Linked DNA regions of Homo sapiens: region 2 is linked to region 1. The links are chromatin loops, found by intact Hi-C in ENCODE. Cell type or tissue: dorsolateral prefrontal cortex. All regions are shown on one strand. Each heading gives the region's core, and the rest is flanking DNA. Links, peaks and the distances in the headings are about the cores only.

Region 1 (9,800 bases), core at 1,105-9,104:
GCAGTGCTGAAGCTAATTCTCCTTGGATGGGGTCCAAGGCATGCTTTCTCCCAAGTTCCACCCAAGAGCCACTAATGTGATCTCAGGAACCAGAAGCCTTAGTCTCCCTGTTTCTTAGTCTCACTATTTCTTGGATGGGAGAAATTGAGGCAAGGACTCAGGGAGGGCCTAGTTTGGTGCCCGTGCCCAACTTCAGGGTCTGTGGGAGATAGGATTGAGAGGCCAGGTGTTTGGCGGGGGTCCCGGAGCTGGGCATCAAATGGCGTCCTTTGTTCCTTCGATCTGGCACCCAGCGTTTAGATCCAGGAATCAGAAGGAGAACAGAAGAAAGAAGGAGGGGTGTGGGGTGTGTATGGGTTGGGGTGGTGGTGCAGGTTAGTGGTGTAGTGGTGAAGACCAATGTTGACCTGCAGAAGAGGGTGGAGGAGTCTGCATTCCCAAGAGTTATACACAACTTAGCGTTTCTGTCCTAAGAGGTGACTTTTGGTTTAAGTAGCGGAATGAGCAGACAGCAGGAGGGCAGTGCTCCAGTCCCCTGATCTGCGAAGCTAACTGAAGGTGGCCGGCCAGTGCCTGCCCTCCCCCACCCTGCAGCTGGCTCCATCTCATTGATGCTTACAGCCCTCGTTAGTGTTTGTTAACACATCCAGTTGTGTTTTGTGACACTGGAGAGAGGCAAAGTTTCTCTTGTGACTCACTTGCAGGTGGGCTTTGGTGACTCTTAGCTGGCCCATCCGCTTTACAAGCCAGCGCTCCACAGCACCCCACCTCTATGAAGACCGGCCCAGTTGGGACTCAGGGCCCTAGGGTGCTTCTCATATCAAATCCAATAATTTATTAGCTTGATTGAGGCCTGGAGAGGCCGTTATCACCAAAAGATTTTGAGCATGACTTGAGTGGACCCAGGTTCAAAGCTTAGCTCCACTGCTTGTCAGCTCTCTGAACTTGGGTCATTGCTGCACTTTCGGGGGACTTGGTTTTATCATCTGTAGAATGGGGGTGGTAATAGACTTCCCTGTAGGTTTTTAAAATGAGAGTTAAATGAGATAATGTATGTGTATGGCACATAGTGTTAAAAATGGCAGTAGTAGCTAATTAGAGCTAACAACAATAACAGCTTTAAGATAAGGAAACCAAAACAGAAACTCACTCCTGTGCTCTGGTTAAAGATGTCAGGTATTCAGGGCTTGGATTAATTTGGATGCCTGGAGGTGAGAAAAAGGTGTGGGATTTTAACATACTTGTGAAGTTCCAGGCTTCTTATTTACTCTGGGACTTTCAAGACTTGAGTAAAGGCAAGACACCATAAGCAGATCACATGGGAGCCTTGACCACAGAAGGGGGAAGATGGGATATGAATGGATAAATGAGGAATTCAGGATTTGCCTAACCATTTACTCCTGCCTCAGGGTGATAGCCTGGATCAAGGGGTCATATGAGCTCACAGGCAGGCACTTGGGAGCTGGTCTTAAAAAACTGGGAAACTAGACGAGTCTTAGAGATTTCCCATTTCAACCAACTCCTATACGGGAGCAAACTGAGGCCCCCATGTGGGAAGAGATACGGCAGCCCAGTTTGCTGAAAAAGAGTCCCTGCTTAGACTCTGCTTGGATTTATGTTCAAGTCCTGGCTCTGTTCCTGACCACCGAGCGACCTCAGTTAAGGCCCTTCCCCTTCCCTTAAAAAGACCTTAGGTCCTTTTTAAGATGAGGTGAGTAAACTAGAGAATGAATTGGGTCCCTTCTGGCTCTAAAACCCTCTTAAGTGTCATTCATTCATTCATTTCATAAATAATTGAGTGCTCTTTGAACATCACTTGGGTGCTAGGAATAGAAGGTTGAATAAAGGACAGTCTCATCACATGTCACTGGGCGCAAGAGCATGTGCAGACGAGTATAATCCCACGGCCAAGTAAGAAAACGATGGTGTGTACTAAATGCTAGGGGAACCCAGAAGCAAAAGTGACTAATTCTTTGGGAGAGTTATGAAAGACTTTATAGCATGGATAACATTTGGACTGAGCTTTGAAGAGTGAGTAAGAGTTTGCCTGGGAAAGCAGGGCTTGCTCTAGGCCCCAGTGCAAGTTAATAGCTTAGAGCTTAGGGATTCCGAAGTCTGGAGCCAGACTGCTTGGGTTATAAATCCCACTCCAACTACTAGCCGTGTGAGTCACCGGGCAACTAATTTAATTTACCAAGCCTCAGTTCCCTTATTTGGAAAATGGGAACAATAATATGTACCTCTGAATTTGTGGTGAGGATTAAGTAAGATAATTCACATAAGAGGATTAGTGTAATGCCAAGCTCACAGTGAGTGCTCGGTATTAGCTATTATTATTGTCATTATTACCCTGGGTTCAACTTTTATCTCTCCAACTTCCTAGCTGTGTGATCTTGGGTGAGTGGCTTAGCCATTCTGAGCTTCAATCTCCTCATCTGTAAAACGACAATATGATCTACTTCCAGTGATTTTGAGGATTCGATGAGATAATGCATTTGAGGTGCTTAGCATAGTAGATAGTACCTGGTGGTTACTGTTATTATTTTTGCTGGTAGTGCTGGGACCACAGCCCACCTCACAGTGGTACTGGGGACTGGATGGCCAGAGCAATGGTCTGTAGCTTACCTGTGCCTTCTGTGCCTTCCCCTCCTCCCCACCAGGTACCAGATCCACACAGGACTCCAGCATTCCATCATCCGCCCACAGCAGCCCAACTGCCTGCCCCTGGACCAGGTGACACTGCCACAGAAGCTGCAGGAGGCAGGTTATTCCACCCATATGGTGGGCAAGTGGCACCTGGGCTTCTACCGGAAGGAGTGTCTGCCCACCCGTCGGGGCTTCGACACCTTCCTGGGCTCGCTCACGGGCAATGTGGACTATTACACCTATGACAACTGTGATGGCCCAGGCGTGTGCGGCTTCGACCTGCACGAGGGTGAGAATGTGGCCTGGGGGCTCAGCGGCCAGTACTCCACTATGCTTTATGCCCAGCGCGCCAGCCATATCCTGGCCAGCCACAGCCCTCAGCGTCCCCTCTTCCTCTATGTGGCCTTCCAGGCAGTACACACACCCCTGCAGTCCCCTCGTGAGTACCTGTACCGCTACCGCACCATGGGCAATGTGGCCCGGCGGAAGTACGCGGCCATGGTGACCTGCATGGATGAGGCTGTGCGCAACATCACCTGGGCCCTCAAGCGCTACGGTTTCTACAACAACAGTGTCATCATCTTCTCCAGTGACAATGGTGGCCAGACTTTCTCGGGGGGCAGCAACTGGCCGCTCCGAGGACGCAAGGGCACTTATTGGGAAGGTGGCGTGCGGGGCCTAGGCTTTGTCCACAGTCCCCTGCTCAAGCGAAAGCAACGGACAAGCCGGGCACTGATGCACATCACTGACTGGTACCCGACCCTGGTGGGTCTGGCAGGTGGTACCACCTCAGCAGCCGATGGGCTAGATGGCTACGACGTGTGGCCGGCCATCAGCGAGGGCCGGGCCTCACCACGCACGGAGATCCTGCACAACATTGACCCACTCTACAACCATGCCCAGCATGGCTCCCTGGAGGGCGGCTTTGGCATCTGGAACACCGCCGTGCAGGCTGCCATCCGCGTGGGTGAGTGGAAGCTGCTGACAGGAGACCCCGGCTATGGCGATTGGATCCCACCGCAGACACTGGCCACCTTCCCGGGTAGCTGGTGGAACCTGGAACGAATGGCCAGTGTCCGCCAGGCCGTGTGGCTCTTCAACATCAGTGCTGACCCTTATGAACGGGAGGACCTGGCTGGCCAGCGGCCTGATGTGGTCCGCACCCTGCTGGCTCGCCTGGCCGAATATAACCGCACAGCCATCCCGGTACGCTACCCAGCTGAGAACCCCCGGGCTCATCCTGACTTTAATGGGGGTGCTTGGGGGCCCTGGGCCAGTGATGAGGAAGAGGAGGAAGAGGAAGGGAGGGCTCGAAGCTTCTCCCGGGGTCGTCGCAAGAAAAAATGCAAGATTTGCAAGCTTCGATCCTTTTTCCGTAAACTCAACACCAGGCTAATGTCCCAACGGATCTGATGGTGGGGAGGGAGAAAACTGTCCTTTAGAGGATCTTCCCCACTCCGGCTTGGCCCTGCTGTTTCTCAGGGAGAAGCCTGTCACATCTCCATCTACAGGGAGTTGGAGGGTGTAGAGTCCCTTGGTTGAACAGGGTAGGGAGCCTGGATAGGAGTGGGTGGGAATAAACCAGACTGGGATGCCTGTGTCTCAGTCCTGCCTCCTCACGGACTTGCTCTGTGACCTCAGGTGACCCACATGAGCTTTTAGCCTCAGTTTCCTCATCTGTAAAATGAGCTCTAATGACTTTGTGACTCTTTGGTGTGGCCCTGGAGCCTGGGGCCACGGTGGAGTTCCTGGCCGGCCTTGCCACTTGACAACTCCTTTAAGGCTTCCCCCTTAACACGGGATCCCTGTGGTGGTGTTTGGGAGTTGCCTGGAGGCAACTCCAAGCCTGGCCCCCAGCTGAAGCATGGCAATCTGGCTGCTCTCTACAGGGACCCCCAAGCGCTGTGGGTGGAGGGCAGGGGTCGGGGGGGTTGACCTTCTTGGGTCTTCACATGGCCTAGGCCAGTCCTCCGGTCAGACTGGTGTCAGGCACCGTGGTGCAAAATTCCTCTTCTGGCCCCTCCAGTACCCAGAGAAACTGGCTGGGCCATTAACTGCTGCAGCACCAAGGGTGGTAGAAAGAGCTGTGAAGAGCCCCCAAACCAGTACCAGGACACCTGGGTTCTCCTGTGACCTGGGGCACAGTTCTTGCCCTCTAGGCCTTGATTTCCCCACCTGCAAGTGGGGATGCCAGCCCTGGCTCTGCCTCCTTCATGAGGCTCTGGAAGACTGGCCAAGGTTGTGGAGGAGCTTGTGAACTTGATTAAAGTGTCGTAACATGGAAGTGAGGGATGCAGTGCTGTCTGACTATGAGCATGTGTGGGTGTGTGCATGTGTGTCCTGGGGGCAGGTATGAGCTCACGGTCGGCCGAGTGAACAGGAGAGGAGGTGGACAGCCTGGCTAGGCGGTGGGGGAATGGGAGTCCTGCCACAGACCCACTATGTGACCTCAGGCACATCCCTGACCCTCTCTGGGCCTCAACATCCCACTATGTTCAGTGATGATCTAAGAGCACTTCCCATTTGGCCATTCTGGGCTAGTGTGCATGTGTGTGTGTTGGGGTGGGGGGCAGGCTGAGTGGTAGCGAGGAGGCCACGGGTGTTGCAGAGCCCGCCTGCCGCCTAGCGCGCCTCCATCCGCACACTGCGTTCTGCATATCTCCCTTCAGGTTCCAGTCGGCGCAGTGTGTGTAGGCGAAAGCCCTGCTGTGAATTTTTAAAATAGTTATTTTTGTCACTGGCAAAGGAGGCCTGTTAGGACTCATCAGCTTGTGGATGAGCAGGATGGGTGGGGTGGGGTGGGTGCGGTATGTGTGGGGGTTCAGGTATTGGTTACAGAGTTCCATCCCCACTGCAGATGTGGCTGAGTCCAGGAGTGAGGGTCTGGCCTGAGGCTGTTGGGTGGAGGTGACCATTCATGCTCTAAGCCCCTTCCTCCTGGCCCTATTCTTTTTACCCCTTATCACCTCCCCCAACTAGCATCTTTCCCTGCCTCTATGATGTTGATTCCCAGCTGTGTCGTGGGGCAGGAGCCAGGATAGGCAGAGGCCTCTGGATTCCAGTGACCTCCAGCATTTCAGTCTGCTCAGGAGGGAGGCTCTGAAGAAGTAAGTCACCTGTTAGGGCGGTGGCCCAGGCCTGACACACCCTGGGAGATGAGCTGTCCGTAGTTCGCCCACTCCTCAGGGTACTCTAGCTCTGCTGGGTGCTTGTCCCAGCTGTGTGGGTGGGGCCTTTCCAGGGTGGCATGGAGCCAAGGCTTCCCTGCCACTCCGGGCTTGCACGAGTTGTATGGAGGCCTCTCCTGTGCCTGCTGAGTCAGCCCTGCCCGAGGCTTACCCTCCAGCTCCAGCCCCCACTTCTCTCCCAGGGCCCCTGCCCTTTGGCACCGCAAGTGCAGGACCGTGAATGGCCCTTTCTGCTGTCCCCTAATCACCGAGGCTTACTGCCTGTGACCAACCTAAACCAAGAAAGACTAGCTGGGGATGGGGCTGGCACCTGTTCCTGGTGCCCTGAGAAGGAGACTTGACCCCAGGTCTTGGTCCAGTCTCAAATCCAGCCCAGAGCTTGCCTAGCTGAGTCCTACCCAACCCAGCGCTCAGCAAACAGCCCGGTGGCCCCACGCAAGCTTGAGCCTGCAACCTGGTCTAGAGGAGCTGGCGGCTGGCCTAGGCCTGAGATTGGTGGAGGGTCTTGGGTGCCCCAGAGCACTCAAGCACTACGATAACAGGCTCAGCCTGTGGTGACTTCTGCTCTTCCCAGCAATCAGCATGGCTCCTGCCAGCCCCCTCCCATCTCCTGTGGCCCAAGTTTCCTCCAGCCGGGGCACCTGGGTCTGGACTCTGTGCCAGGCCGCCAACTGGCACTGCCAGGCAGGTGCTCGTACCATTTGAGCACCTGTGCTTGTGGGGAGGGAAGGGAGGGCAGATCAGAGGCAGCTCCGGTCCCTCGGGCCACAGATCTGGGGAAGTGGAGCCCAGAGATGCCTGGTGAGACCCCCTGTTTCTTCCTTGGCTGCACCAGATGGCAGCTGATCTGCCAGCTGTAGGGGCCAGAGCCAGGGGGCAGCCTGTCCAAGCTGGGCCCTGCCAGTAGAGTCCTGGGCTCTGGTAACCCATTCCCCAAGGGCCAAGTGATAGCCCCACACCTGGATGGAGGGCCAGTGCTCTGGGCTCCATCTTTCTCAGGAGGAAGTGGAGGTTCTACTGGGGAGACCTCCTGCAAGCTCTTCCAGGACTCGAACTCAGGTCCTCTAACTGCAAGGAGTGCTATGCAGCCATCGGCCCAGTAGCCATTGTCCTCTGTCCCATGGCTCTCTGCTTCACTCTCCCCTGCAAGAGTGCCTCCTGTGTGGGAGACCTCAGGGACAGTTCTGCTCCCTGATCCCTGACTTCCCCCACTTCTTCATGTAGGCCTAGCCTTACTTACTGCAATGAATGAACCCAATCTCCCTCCACCCAGACCCTCAGCAGGACCATTTCTCTCTTGGCCCACTTTCCACCAATTCTGCCCCCCATGCTCACTGCCCTTAGTGGGACAGGCCCTGTGGGGACCCTTTGGATGGCACACTTTCTGTGGTGCCTGCCCAGGCCCTGCAGGACCCTGGGGCACTTGGGCATATGTGTGTGGGCTGTGGAAGGTGGGATTTGAGTCAGCTGTCACAATGCCACTGGGGCTACAATCACCCATGCAGGAACCCAGCCCTGGTCACTTTTCATCCCTTCTGTCTCTGTGGAGCACTGCCTGTGTTCACGTGCCAATCCCTATTCTGGCATGTCAGGACTGGGTTCAGCAACCTCCAGGGCTCCCACCCCTGGCGACCAGCCCATAGCATGGAGGCCTGCTCTCGAATACCACACGCGTGTTGCAGATGGGGGCACACGTGCTGCCTCTCGTGTCTGCTTTGGCCCTGGGGAGTGGGGAGTTTGGCAGGAACAGTCCCCCTCCTGCAATCATCGGCTCATTCTCTCAGCGCCACAGAGGCACGGCTGGCTCCTCAGTGCCCGCCACCACCGGGCACAGCTGCTAGCCTCGCGGGCTCAGGGGAGGTGGTGAATTAGCAGTCATGCCTTCTCAGCAGAGTGGCTATTACCCTCAGGAAGGTGGGGGGTGCCTGTCCGAGGCAGTGCCCACACCGCTGAGCTAGGCTCTGGAAGGCTCAGAGGGGTGTGTGTGTGTGCTCATGTGTAAGACTTTCAGAGGGGACTTCTTCCTCTTCTCCCTCCTCTTCTTCTCTCTTCTGCCTCTCCAGCCATCTCTCTGCTATCTGGATCCTGCAGCCCTCAACTTGCCCATCCCCCAGGACCGCATGCACAGTGCAGGCCAGCAGGGGAGGGAGAGAAGAGTGACAGAAAGAGAGGGAGCTGGAAACCAGAAAGGAAGTAAAAAAGATGAGAAAGACGGAGAACTGAGAAGGAAGGATGCAAAAGAGGGAACAGGAAAAATGAGGGAGAGGGGAAGGCAAGAGGAGAGAAGAAAGGAGAGTGGAAAGGAGAGATGGAAGTAGGGAAGAAAGAGATGACAGGAGCGGGGCTGTGCTGGCCCTGCTCCCAGCAGCCACAGAGGCTGCCCCCGTGGTCCACATCACATACAGGGAGAGAGGTGGCCATCTTCCTGCCTCCATTCCTTCACACCTTCCTCTGAGGGACCTGATGCCAGGGTCTTCCCCATGTGCTCTGCTCACTTCTGAGCATGCTCCATTTCATCAGTGGGAATCGGGAGAGGAAACAGGGGTCAGGCCAGCACCCAGCCACGCAGGACTGTCCCAGTTCAGAACATTAGATTTCCATTAATACAGCCTCATAATCTCACAGCATAGTTGCTTTTTTGTTTTACTGTGAATTTTTAAAACAGCATCATCATTCCTTTGGCACCCGATGAGCTGGAGAGCCTTGTGGTTCCTCTCCTTCTAGCTCTAGTTCTTTGTTCTACAGAAATTGCTGCAAACTAGGCTTAGACAAGGTGATTTCCAAACCATGAGCTAAACTCCAGTGCAGACTAAGGGAACAGTGCCCTGAAGTGCTGGGACTCAAGATGATGGTGTGTGCTTCCGTGATTCAGGGAGTGGTGTGTGAGGGGAGAGGACTTTTGAGTTTCTTGATTATAATTTCCCATTTATTGAGCATTTATAGTGTCAGCCACTGTGCTTGTCTCATTTAATCTACAGAACAGCCTGGAGGTAGGGAATATTATTGACCCAATTATGCAGATGAAGACACAGAGGCACGGAGAAGTTAGGATATTCATCCAAAATCACATAGCCCGTAAGTCGTGGAGTCACCCTAACTACTAAGCAACACTGCCTCTCCTGTCCCTGTGCAATGGCAGGTGGCCTTGGTGGTCACTAAGGGCTCTTCCAGCACTTTCTTGTGTGGAAGCCATCCCCTCCTGGGGGACAGGCTAGAGGGTCTGGGACAGGAGGGTGGCAGTGCAGCCCTCCCCCACCTCCCCACATAGGCCTGTAGCTTGGCCACCGTGTTCTGTGCCCTGCCTGCTGCCCACTGGCTGTGCGGCCCCCAGGCATAGGCCTCTCCACTCTGCCTCTGAATTGCAACGTTGGCGGCAGAAGCGGGAAGCATATTGTGCGCAGAAACAAAACTGAGTGGTTTTCCCTTTTCCCAAAGGTGGTAATGGTGCAATTAGTGGCTAAGCCATTACCCCCCTCCTCCCTTGCTCACTTCCCCTCTTCCCCTCTGCCACCCTCCCTCTCCCACCCTCCCTCTCCTCTCCTGGGAACAGCGGCTGAATGGGTGAGCTCACCCTTTATTCTCCCCCACAGCCCACTCCCAGGAAGAAGGGCAGAATGGGAGGGTTATCCAGATGTCTCCAGGGGGCCCCTGCAAGTAGGGTAGTGAGTCAGGGACTTCATGGGGTTGGAGAATACCAACAAGCAGATAACATGTCCTGCAAGTGAGAGGACTAGCAAGGCAATGTGGAGGTTCAGAGCGGGTGGGCTAGAATCCCTGAGGGTCTGGATGCCTGGATCCTTTTATCCAACCCATGCTCGCTGGGGGCAGGTGCTGGCATGAAGCCTCTGCCCATCAAGCTGCGAAATGGGCCAAGGCACCCTTTTTCCTCAGTGGAGAGGGGAAGGGGTATGCAGGGTCTGAGATGCCAAGCCCAAGCTAGAGTGATGGGGTGGTCACGGGCCAGCT
Region 2 (9,800 bases), core at 1,264-9,263, 140 kb before region 1:
TTTTTCCTCTAGAGAAGACGGTGGGCTAGATGTCAGAACCTGGATTTGTCCTGTGCCTCTGACATCTTGCGCACAGCTCAGCCTGTTTCCCTTTCTGGAAAGTGAGTTAAGACCACGTCAGGAAATTCGAGGAACTGGCAGATGGGGCCACTTCATGTTCACATCCATCTGTTAGGTACTGGGGAGTCATTTGGGGAGCAGCAGGATCTGTTGCTGATTGGTTAGGCCATTGGTCTAGGGAGTCCTGGGGGCCCTTCCCATCCAGCTCCAGGCAATGACGCTTTCTCTTCCTCCCCACAGAGGATGTCACCCCCATCCCCTCTGACAGCACTCGCAGGAAGGGGGGTCGCCGTGGTCGCCGTCTGTGAACAAGATTCCTCAAAATATTTTCTGTTAATAAATTGCCTTCATGTAAACTGTTTCAACTCCAGCCTTCTCTCCTTCATCAGGGGCTACTCAGGCATTTGATTTCTTCCTCCTATTTGGCTTCTTGGGAGAAAGGAGCCTGAGGAGAGCTGAGATCCTGGTGCTGCATTTGGGGTCTTTTCCATGCTACTTGCGGCATTAAGTTGCCTTGGTCATCTAAAGCAGACCAAGGCGTTGGAGACCTCGTTTTGAGTGGAGATGCTGGTTCTAAATATGGACCAATTCTTAAAGAGCCAGAGTGGGAACTGTTGATCCAAGTGTAGCCTGAAGCGAAAGAGGAGCCTTCCAGACCCATGCCATATATAAACACACGTGGGTGTGCATTCTCCCCCCACACCTTCTGTGCAAAGCTGGGAGCTCACTCCACTGCGTCTTGCTTTTTTTCACTTGGCAGATCTTGGAGATTGTTCCACATCAGTACATAAAGTACATAAAGATTGTCACCCCACAAATACACACCAAGTCCTATTTTCATCAGCGATAAAAAAGAAAAGTTCTTGCTTTCCGGAAGCTTGCATGCGGCTCTGAGTACCCAGTGACACCAGATGGTACTCAGCGTTTTGCAAGGGATTACCACAAGGCCCCGTGATGGTGCCTGCCATGGTTAGGACAGGCTGGTGGCTGGGTAGGGTTAGTGAGACCCAGTGGAGAGGATGCTGTGTGTCACAGGCTGGAGAGGTGAGACCATTGAGGTAGTCAGTTGTAGAGGAAAGAAACCAGCAAGAGGGGAAAATCTGTTGGGATGCTGCTTTTAGCCTTTGATGGCGTGTTCCAGGCAGAGGGAATAAGCAAATAAATGGGTCCTGAGACAAGGGGTTACTGTGATGAGGCGGCGTTGGTTACATGCCAAACCTTGCTAGGGATTTTAATAACAACATTGAATCTTAACCTGATGAAATAACAGTACTCCTGGGGAGGCGGGAGGGATAGCATTAGGAGATATACCTAATGCTAAATGACGAGTTAATGGGTGCAGCACACCAACATGGCACATGTATACATATGTAACAAACCTGCACGTTGTGCACATGTACCCTAAAACTTAAAGTATAATAAAAAAAAAAAGCTTGCAAAAAAAATATAACAGTACTCCTTAAATTGTTAAAAGTCATGAAAGTCAAGGACAGGAGATTAAGGAGGCGTGAAAACTAAATGCCCATTGTGGTATCCTGGATTGGATTCTGGAACCAGAATAGGGTATTAGTATAAAAACTAGTGAAATAGGATAAAGGCAGGGCACAGTGGTTCACGCCTATAATCCCAACACTTTGGGAAGCCGAGACAGGAGGACGGATTGAGCCCAGGAGTTTGAGACCAGCCTGGGCAACACAGGGAGACCCCGTCTCTACAAAAAATAAAAAATTAGCTGGGCATGGTGGCACACGTCTGTACTGCCAGCTACTTGGGAGGCTGAGGTGGGAGAATTGCCTGAGCCTGGGAAGTGGAGGCCGCAGTGAGCTGTGATTGCATCACTACATTCAGCCTGGGTCACAGAGCAAGATCCTATCTCAAAAACTAAATAAGTAAATAATAAATTAAAAAATATGAATAAAGTCTGGAGTTAAAGTCTGGAATAAAGCTAGTAGTAATGTACCAGTGGTTTCCTACTTTTGGCAAATGTATCATGGCGATGTAAGATGGTAACAGGTGAAACCGGGTGAGTGGCACACAGAAACTGTATCTTTGCAACTTTTTGGTAAACTTAAAATTATTCCAAAGTCAAATTATTAGGGAAAAAAAATGAGGGGTGCTTTTATACTGTCAGTCTGGCAGTCTAAGGCAGGATGTGGTGCACAGACCCTCAGGAGGCAGACACACCTGGAGGAAAATCCTATTCCACAGCTTCAGACCGTTCAACCTTAGGCAAAGTACTTAACCTCTCAGCCGTTTAGTGGAAACTCCTGTGATGATGGCTGCCTCAAATGGAATCACACAAGATCAAAGTGTTTAGCGCAGTGCCTGGCACTGAAGAAGCTGCTGCTATTCTTACACTGGTGCAGGTCTTGTGCCAAGCAGCATAAAGGACAGCTGGCTGGAATCGTGGTAGAAAAATGCTGCCAGTCGCCGGAGCATTCTTTTTATTTCCTGTGGTGAGACTGTAACTTGTCCTGCTCTTTCCTGGTAACCAGGGATGCAATCAGCCGGGTCTTTGAAAGCAGTTCCTTTCGGGGGTTTTGCCTGAAAGGAGAGCCAAGTTGTGGTGTGGCTCAGGTGGGAACGTAGCAGCCTATTGACCGCAGAGGCGGCTGGGCTGCTGCCCACCTGAGACTGCAGCCTGCAGCAGAGGCGCCTGAAGCTGCGACTGCAGCCCCAACCAGACCTCTAGAGACAGTCGCTGCCCCTCTCCCCTGCTCCCCTTCTGGCCGCCTTCCCATGCCAAGGTTTCCTTCCTAGCGTTTCCCAGTCTTCCCTCTGGCCTCTGCCTATCTCTAGACCACATTGCAACATGCCATCTAAAACTAACTGGATTCTGTCACTCCCTGCTGTTTTCTTTGAGACGGAGTTTCGCTCTGTCACCCAGGGTGGAGTGCAATGGCATGATCTCAGGCTCACTGCAATCTCTGCCTCCTGGGTTGGAGAGATTCTCCTGCCTCAGCCTCCCAAGTGGCTGGGATTACAGGTGCCCGCCACCATGCCTGGCTCATTTTTGTAGAGTTTCACCATATTGGCCAGGCAGGTCTCAAACTCCTAACCTCAGGTGATCCGCCTGCCTCGGCTTCCCAAAGTGCTGGGGTTACAGGCATGAGCCGCCACGCCTGGCCCTCCCCTGCTGTTTTATCACTGCCCTCCCTGTTGTCTTTAGAATAGGATCCAATCTCCTCAGTGAATCTCCTGTGTTTTAGCTGGCCCCACCCCATCCTCCGCCCTCCTCTCACTCTGCCCAAGCCAAGCCTGTTTCCCTCAGTTCTCCCCTCCTCCATGCCTTCTCATGCTTTCAGCCTCTCCTCTGTGTCTTCCTTCCCAGCTTGGCTCATGGAGCATCTACTCTCCCCAACTTGGCCTCACTATCATCTGCTTACCTGTTAGAATCTGTTTTGTTTTTTTTTGTTGTTGTTTTTGAGACTGGGTCTCACTCTGTTGCCCAGGCTGGAGTGCAGTGGCACAATCACGGCTCACTGCAGCCTTGACCTCCTGGGTTCAAGTGATCCTCCTCCGCCTCAGCCTCCTGAGTAGCTGGGACTACAAGTGTGCATCACCACACCCACCTATTTTTAAATTTTTTGTAGAGACTGGGTCTCCCTGTGCCGCCCAGGCTGGTCTCGAACTCCTGGACTCAAGTGACCCTCCTGCCTTGGCCTCCCAAAGTGCTGGGATTTACAGGCATGAGCCACCGTGCCTGGCCTGGAATCAATTTTTCATCACTGTCTCAAAAGTATCTTCCTGGAGGCTAGGCGCAGTGGCTGACACCTGTAATTCCAGCACTTTGGGAGGCCGAGGCGGGTGGATCACCTGACGTCAGAAGTTTGAGATCAAAAGGTATCTTCCTGGATGCCTTCAAGGTACCTCTCCACTGAATTCTCATAACACCTCTATTCCCCCATGGTACCACTGGTCACCCTCTATCACAACAGCCTACTCACCCCCGCACCGCCAAAGTCTATGAGCCCTGAGAGGGAAGGGAGTATGTCTTGTTCAATGTCTGCCACATCAGCACCCAGCCTGCTGAGGCAGAAGAATCGCTTGAACCCGGGAGGCGGAGGTTGCAGTGAGCCGAGATCATGCCATTGCACTCCAGCCTGGGCAAACGAGCAAAACTCCATCTAAAAAAAAAAAAAGAAGAAGAAAGGAAAAAAGAAAAAACCGAATGGAAAGCTGCAGGCGAAGAATGGTGGAGAATCCTGGAGAGCGGCTGGGAGGTTATACCTAGGTTCTATCACTCCCCATCCCCAACCCCAAACAAAGTGAGGGAGCTGAACTTGACATTCACATTAAGCCCTAAATACTCTGATTTCTGGGCTAGCACGAGCCCAGGTAGGAGTGTCCTTGAGCTCTTCGCAGAAGTTAAAGCACATCCTCTCTGAGTAAAGCCCTTGACAACGGAATCCCTCCAGTTTCCCACACATTAGGTAAAACCAAATATGGGCCCACTCCCTGCCCTCTCAGAGCTCATAGAAAAAAATCAACACACACGCAAATAAACCACCAGAATGAGAGGCAGCAGAAACAACAAACAGATTTAGATACCCAAAAGACTTCTGATGATATTAGAATTAGAATATAACTACATATGAAATGTTGAAAGAAATATGCAATGGAACAAAAAGAGTGGACAAAACCTATTAAAAAAATCATGTATATTCAAAATGGAACCAGAGAAAACCCTCAGAAAGAAAAACACGTATGATCAATGAAATGAAATGCTCAGTGGATAGGTTAAATGGCAGATTAGAGCCAGCTGCAAGAAGAGTTACTGGCCAGGTGAAGTGGCTCACGCCTGTAATCTCAGCACTTTGGGAGGCCGAGGGGGGCGGATCACGAGGTCAGGAGTTTGAGACCAGCCTAACCAACATGGTGAAACCCCATCTCTGCTAAAAATACAAAAATTAGCTGGGCCTGGTGGCGCGTGCCTATAGTCCCAGCTACTCAGGAGGCTGAGGTAGGAGAATCGCTCAAACCCGGGAGGTGGAGGTTGCAGTGAGCCAAGATCGTGCTATTGCACTCCAGCCTGGGTGACAGAGCAAGACTCTGTCTCAAAAAAAAAAAAAAAAAGTTACTGAACTGCAAAATAAATCTGAAGAAATTACAAAACAGAGAAGATTCCAAGAGGATTTGGAACTGAAGACAATTCTGCCTGAGGGAGCACCGGCCTTGCCAGCCCCTCTGGTGCCCAGTGAGCCTCCATTCACCTGGGGGACCTTGCAGTGACCCCTGTTGTCCAGAGAGGGCACTAGCAAGGCCATCCTCAATCTCTTGGTGCAGGATCAGGAAAACCTTTCCCAAGATGTGGCTGCAAAGGAGGGTTATTTACTTTAAATGGGCCAAAAAGGAAAACGTATAAGGGATTTCAAATAGGTAAAGTTCTGTCTCAGGGAAGAGGCAGCAGTGTCGTTATGTGTGGTCCTACGATGGTAGAAGTTGGCTAGGGAAGGAGTTGTAGAGAGGTAGACTTGACATCAAATAAACAGGGGTCTCCTTCCTTCCTTCCTTCCTTCCTTCCTTCCTTCCTTCCTTTCTTCCTTCCTTCTTTTCTTTTTCTTTCTTCCCTTCTTTATTTATGTTTATTTTTTTTGAAGACAAGACCTCTGCCCAGACTGGAGTGCAGTAGTGTGATTGTAGCTCACTGCAGCCTCCACCTCCCAGGGTCAAGCAGTCCTCCCACCTCAGCCTGCTGAGTAGCTGGGACTACAGGTGTGCATCACCATTCCCAACTAATTTTTTCCCCACTTTTTGTAGAGATAGGGTCTCACAATGTTGCCCAGGCTGGTCTCGAACTCCTGGGGTCAAGCAATCATCCCACTTTGGCTTCCCAAAGTACTGGGATTACAGTTGTGAGCCACTATCCCTGGCCTAAAGAGGAGTTTTTTATTTTTATTTTTATTTTTTTGAGACAGAGTCTTGCTCTTGTTGCCCAGGTTGGAGTGCAATGGCACCATCTCTGCTCACTGCAACCTCCGCCTCCCAGGTTCAAGCAATTCTCCTGCCGCAGCCTCCTGAGTAGCTGGGATTAACAGGCACCTGACACCACACCCGACTAATTTTTGTATTTTTAGTAGAGATGAGGTTTCATTATATTGGCCAGGCTGGTCTCGAATTCCTGACCTCAGGTGATCTGCCTGCCTCGGCCTTCCAAAGTGCTGGGATTACAGGCGTGAGCCCTGCGCCTGGCCTAAAAAGGAGTTTTCTAAAAGAGCTGCTCAGAGATTTAAACTGCTTCATGAGATAGTGATCTCTCCATCACTGGAGGCATACACGTGTAAAAGACTTCCAAAGGCTAGTTATATCAGAAACACATAAAAGAGAAAGGTGCAAGCAGTGAAATTCAAATGCTCCCAAACCAAACATACCATCTCTCTTCTCCCTTACTGAAAACAACAATAAAACCCACTAGAATTAGCACCAAAGAAATACAACGTAAGCCACAAAAGTGAACCACATATGTAATTTCAAATTTTCTAGTAGCCATATTAATAAAGTACCAAAAAGTGACATTAATTTTAATAATATATTTCATTTAACCCAATATGTCCAAAATATTTTCACTTCAACATATAATCAAAATAAAAATTATTAATAAGATGTTTTACTGTTTTTTTGTGGTAAGTTTGAGATTCATTGTACATTTACACTTATAGCACACTTCCATTTGGACTTGCCACATTTCAAGGACTCAACCACCATGTGGCAGAGATAATTGTGTCCCAGTATGCTTTCTCTTCATCTTCTATTGGAAATAGGAATCTCAATTTTTAGCTGCGTGTATGGCTGATCAGAATGAAGATGACATTTTATGGAGGATGGTCTGAGCAATATTAAAATAGAAAAAAAAGAAGAAACATAGAATTAAGAGAAACAAGGAATAAACAGTACAGTTTCCAGCCCCCTCCCAGGCAGCTAAGTGTCACTCACACAACTAAGTTGTGGCCAGTGAGAAGTAAGCAGAGTCATGAATGCAGTCTACAGTCTACAGGGAGAGTCTTGAAGAGGAGATGGCATGACCTTCTTCTCTTTCCTCTAGATACTCACTTTTAGATCTCTGCTGGAAACTGTCGCCTTATCAGACAAACTTCCCTGACATCACAGATCCATTAGCATCCCTCACCTCTGCCCATCATTCTCAAGCTATTTATCCATGTATGCGGCCAAATGTGTAGATCTTAGCCCAACTTGGTATTAACATCTATATCACCAAGTCAGTGGTTCTCAAACAAGTATGCATCAGATTCAGATTGCTGGGCTCCCACCCCGAGTTTCTGATTCAGTAGATCTGGGATGGAGGCCTGAATATCTGCCTGCCTGCCTGCCTGCCTGCCTGCCTGCCTTCCCTTCCTCCCTGCCTTCTTCCTTCTTTTCTTTCTTTCCTTTCTTTCTCTTTTCTTTCTTTCTTTTTCTTTCTTTCTTTCCTTTTTCTTTTTCTTTCCTTCTTTCTTTCTCCTTCCTTCCTTCCCTCCCTGCCTGCCTCTTTCCTTCCCTCCCTCCTTCCTTCCTTTCTTTTCTTTCTTTTTCTTTCTTTCTTTCTTTCTTTCTTTCTTTCTTTCTTTCTTTCTTTCTTTCTTTTTTCTCTTTCTTTCTTTCTTTCTCTTCCTTCCTTCCTTCCTTCCTTCCTTCCTTCCTTCCTTCCTTCCTTCCATCTTTCTTTCTTTTTCTTTATTTAGAGGTGGGGTCTTGCTATGTTGCCCTCACTGGTCTTGAACTCCAGGGCTCAATTGATTACCCAACCCAGCCTCCAAAATGCCGGGATTATAGGCATGAGCCACCGCACCCGGTCTGAAGATTTGTATTTCTAAGTTCCCAAGTAGTGCTGATGTTGATGGTTCAGAGACCACATTTTGAGAACCACTGGGCTTGGTGACTACTGGACTTTTCCGTTCAGGTCACTGCTGTCCCAGCACCTGAGACAATGCGTACCTGGTATCATATAAATATTTATGACTCATATTACAAGTATTACCTCATTCAGTCGCTTTGAGGTAAGTACTGTTATTATCAAAATTTAACATGTGAGGAAACTGAGGGTCAGAGAGGTTAAGTGACTCGTCCAGGGGCACACAGCTGGAAAGGGGCAGGAGCAAGGATTCAAACTTACATACGCTTGTCTATAACCACAGACCGTGCCCTTAATCGCCACACTCTTTCACTTCTAGCAGGCTGGGGCTCAGTGCAATCAGGCTACCAAGGAAGTCGAGGAGGAGGAGGACCCGCCCTGTCTCAGCATCTCTTCAGAGGGCTGGGAAGTACACGGTAGCAGAGTCCTGCCCCTGAAGGGAGCCCCGTTGCCGTGGGAGCTTACATCAGTCATATATAGGTGGCCACCAGGTGGCAGCATTGTTCTGACAGGAAGCCGCGTGCTGCCTTGCTGTCTTAGTTCTGATCTGGGTTCTGCCACCCCTGGTTCAGTGGCCCTCAGCCTATCCATTTCTTATGTGCCTCCGTTTCCTCATCTTTACAAAAAGGAGATTGCATCTCTGTGATCTCTGAAGAGCCCTTGCACCTCAGATGCCATGTAAAAGAGAAAGGTGCAGCCAGTGGAATTCAAATGCTCCCAAACCAAACCAGATCTCCTCCCCCCCACTGAAAACAACAATAAAACCCACTAGAATTAGCACCAAAGAAATATGATGCAAGCCACAGAAGTGAGCCACAGGTGTAATTTCAAATTTTCCAGTAGCCACACTGATAAAGTATCACAAAATGACATTAATTTTAATAATATATTTCATGTAACCCAATATGTTCAAAATATTTTCATTCCAACATATAATCAATATAAAAATTATTAAGATGTTTTACTTTTTTTGTGTGAAGTTTGAGATCCATTGTACTTTTTTTTTTTGAGACGGAGTCTCTCTGTCACTCAGGCTGGAGTGCAGTGGCACAATCTTGTCTCACTGCAACCTCTACCTCCCGGGTTCAAGCAATTCTCCTGTCTCAGCCTCCCAAGTAGCTGGGATTACAGGCACCCACCACCACACCTGGCTAATTTTTGTATTTTTAGTAGAGACAGGGTTTCACCATGTTGGTCAGGCTGGTCTTGAACTCCTGAACTCAGGTGATCCACCCGCCTCAGCCTCTCAAAGTGCTGGGATTACAGGCCTGAGCCACTGAGCCCGGCTGGTCCCTTATATATTTCCACTTATAGCACACTTCCATTTGGACTAGCCACATTTCAAGGGCTCAACCACCATGTGTAGCTAGTGGCTGCCATGTTAGACAGCACAGCCTTAGATATTAATGCCAAACATTTATTGAGGTAGGTACTATGCCGAGTGTTTTACATGCATTCTCTTTTTTTTTTTTTTTTTTTCCGAGACAGAGTTTCGCTCTGTCACCCAGGCTGGAGTGCAATGGCACTATCTTGGTTCACTGCAACCTTCGCCTCCCGGGTTCAAGCGAGATTCTCCCCTTCAGCCTCCCGAGTAGCGAGGAGTACAGGCACCTGCTATCATGCTGGCTAGTTTTTTGCATTTTTAGTAGAGACGGGGTTTCACCATATTGGCCAGGCTGGTCTCGAACTCCTGACCTCATGATCCACCTGCCTCGGCCTCCCAAAGTGCTGGGATTACAGGTGTGAGCCACTGCGCCTGGCTGCATTCTCTTAATCAATCTTCACAACATGCTATGAAGCAGGCAAGATTATTATTATTATTAGTCCTGTTTTGCAGATGAGAAAACTGAGGCTTGCTTAGGGAGACTAAGTGCCTCAGCCAAGATCACAC

Evidence for each region. Peaks named below come from ENCODE experiments on the same cell type or tissue, not always from the same donor. Only the 100,000 strongest peaks of a DNase experiment are listed, where the experiment ranks them.
Region 2: a loop joins it to region 1, with 9 times the contacts of the local background. A loop is called at or near these places in 7 of 110 quality-filtered maps.

What each region holds. Positions count from the first base shown.
Region 1 is chr5:150,291,473-150,301,272 of GRCh38, reverse strand. It overlaps ARSI (arylsulfatase family member I), which reads left to right. Exons shown (of 2, transcript NM_001012301.4): 2 at 2,661-4,930. The coding sequence ends at 4,059. Among named protein-coding and RNA genes, the nearest start is that of ARSI, 6.5 kb to the left of the region's middle. RefSeq lists enhancers at 7,156-7,736, 7,737-8,318. In dorsolateral prefrontal cortex, for the core only: no CTCF peak of the experiment used is centred there; DNase peaks (open chromatin) are centred at 5,272, 5,882 and 7,909; H3K4me3 peaks cover 305 bases; H3K27ac peaks cover 4,700 bases.
Region 2 is chr5:150,434,854-150,444,653 of GRCh38, reverse strand. RPS14 (ribosomal protein S14) reads left to right here. Exons shown (of 5, transcript NM_005617.4): 5 at 301-2,019. The coding sequence ends at 368. Among named protein-coding and RNA genes, the nearest start is that of RPS14, 10 kb to the left of the region's middle. RefSeq lists silencers at 1,982-2,182, 7,062-7,262 and an enhancer at 3,124-3,663. In dorsolateral prefrontal cortex, for the core only: CTCF peaks have their summits at 5,314 (motif pointing left), 8,185 and 8,412 (motif pointing right); DNase peaks (open chromatin) are centred at 2,443, 3,270 and 8,403; H3K4me3 peaks cover 406 bases; H3K27ac peaks cover 3,544 bases.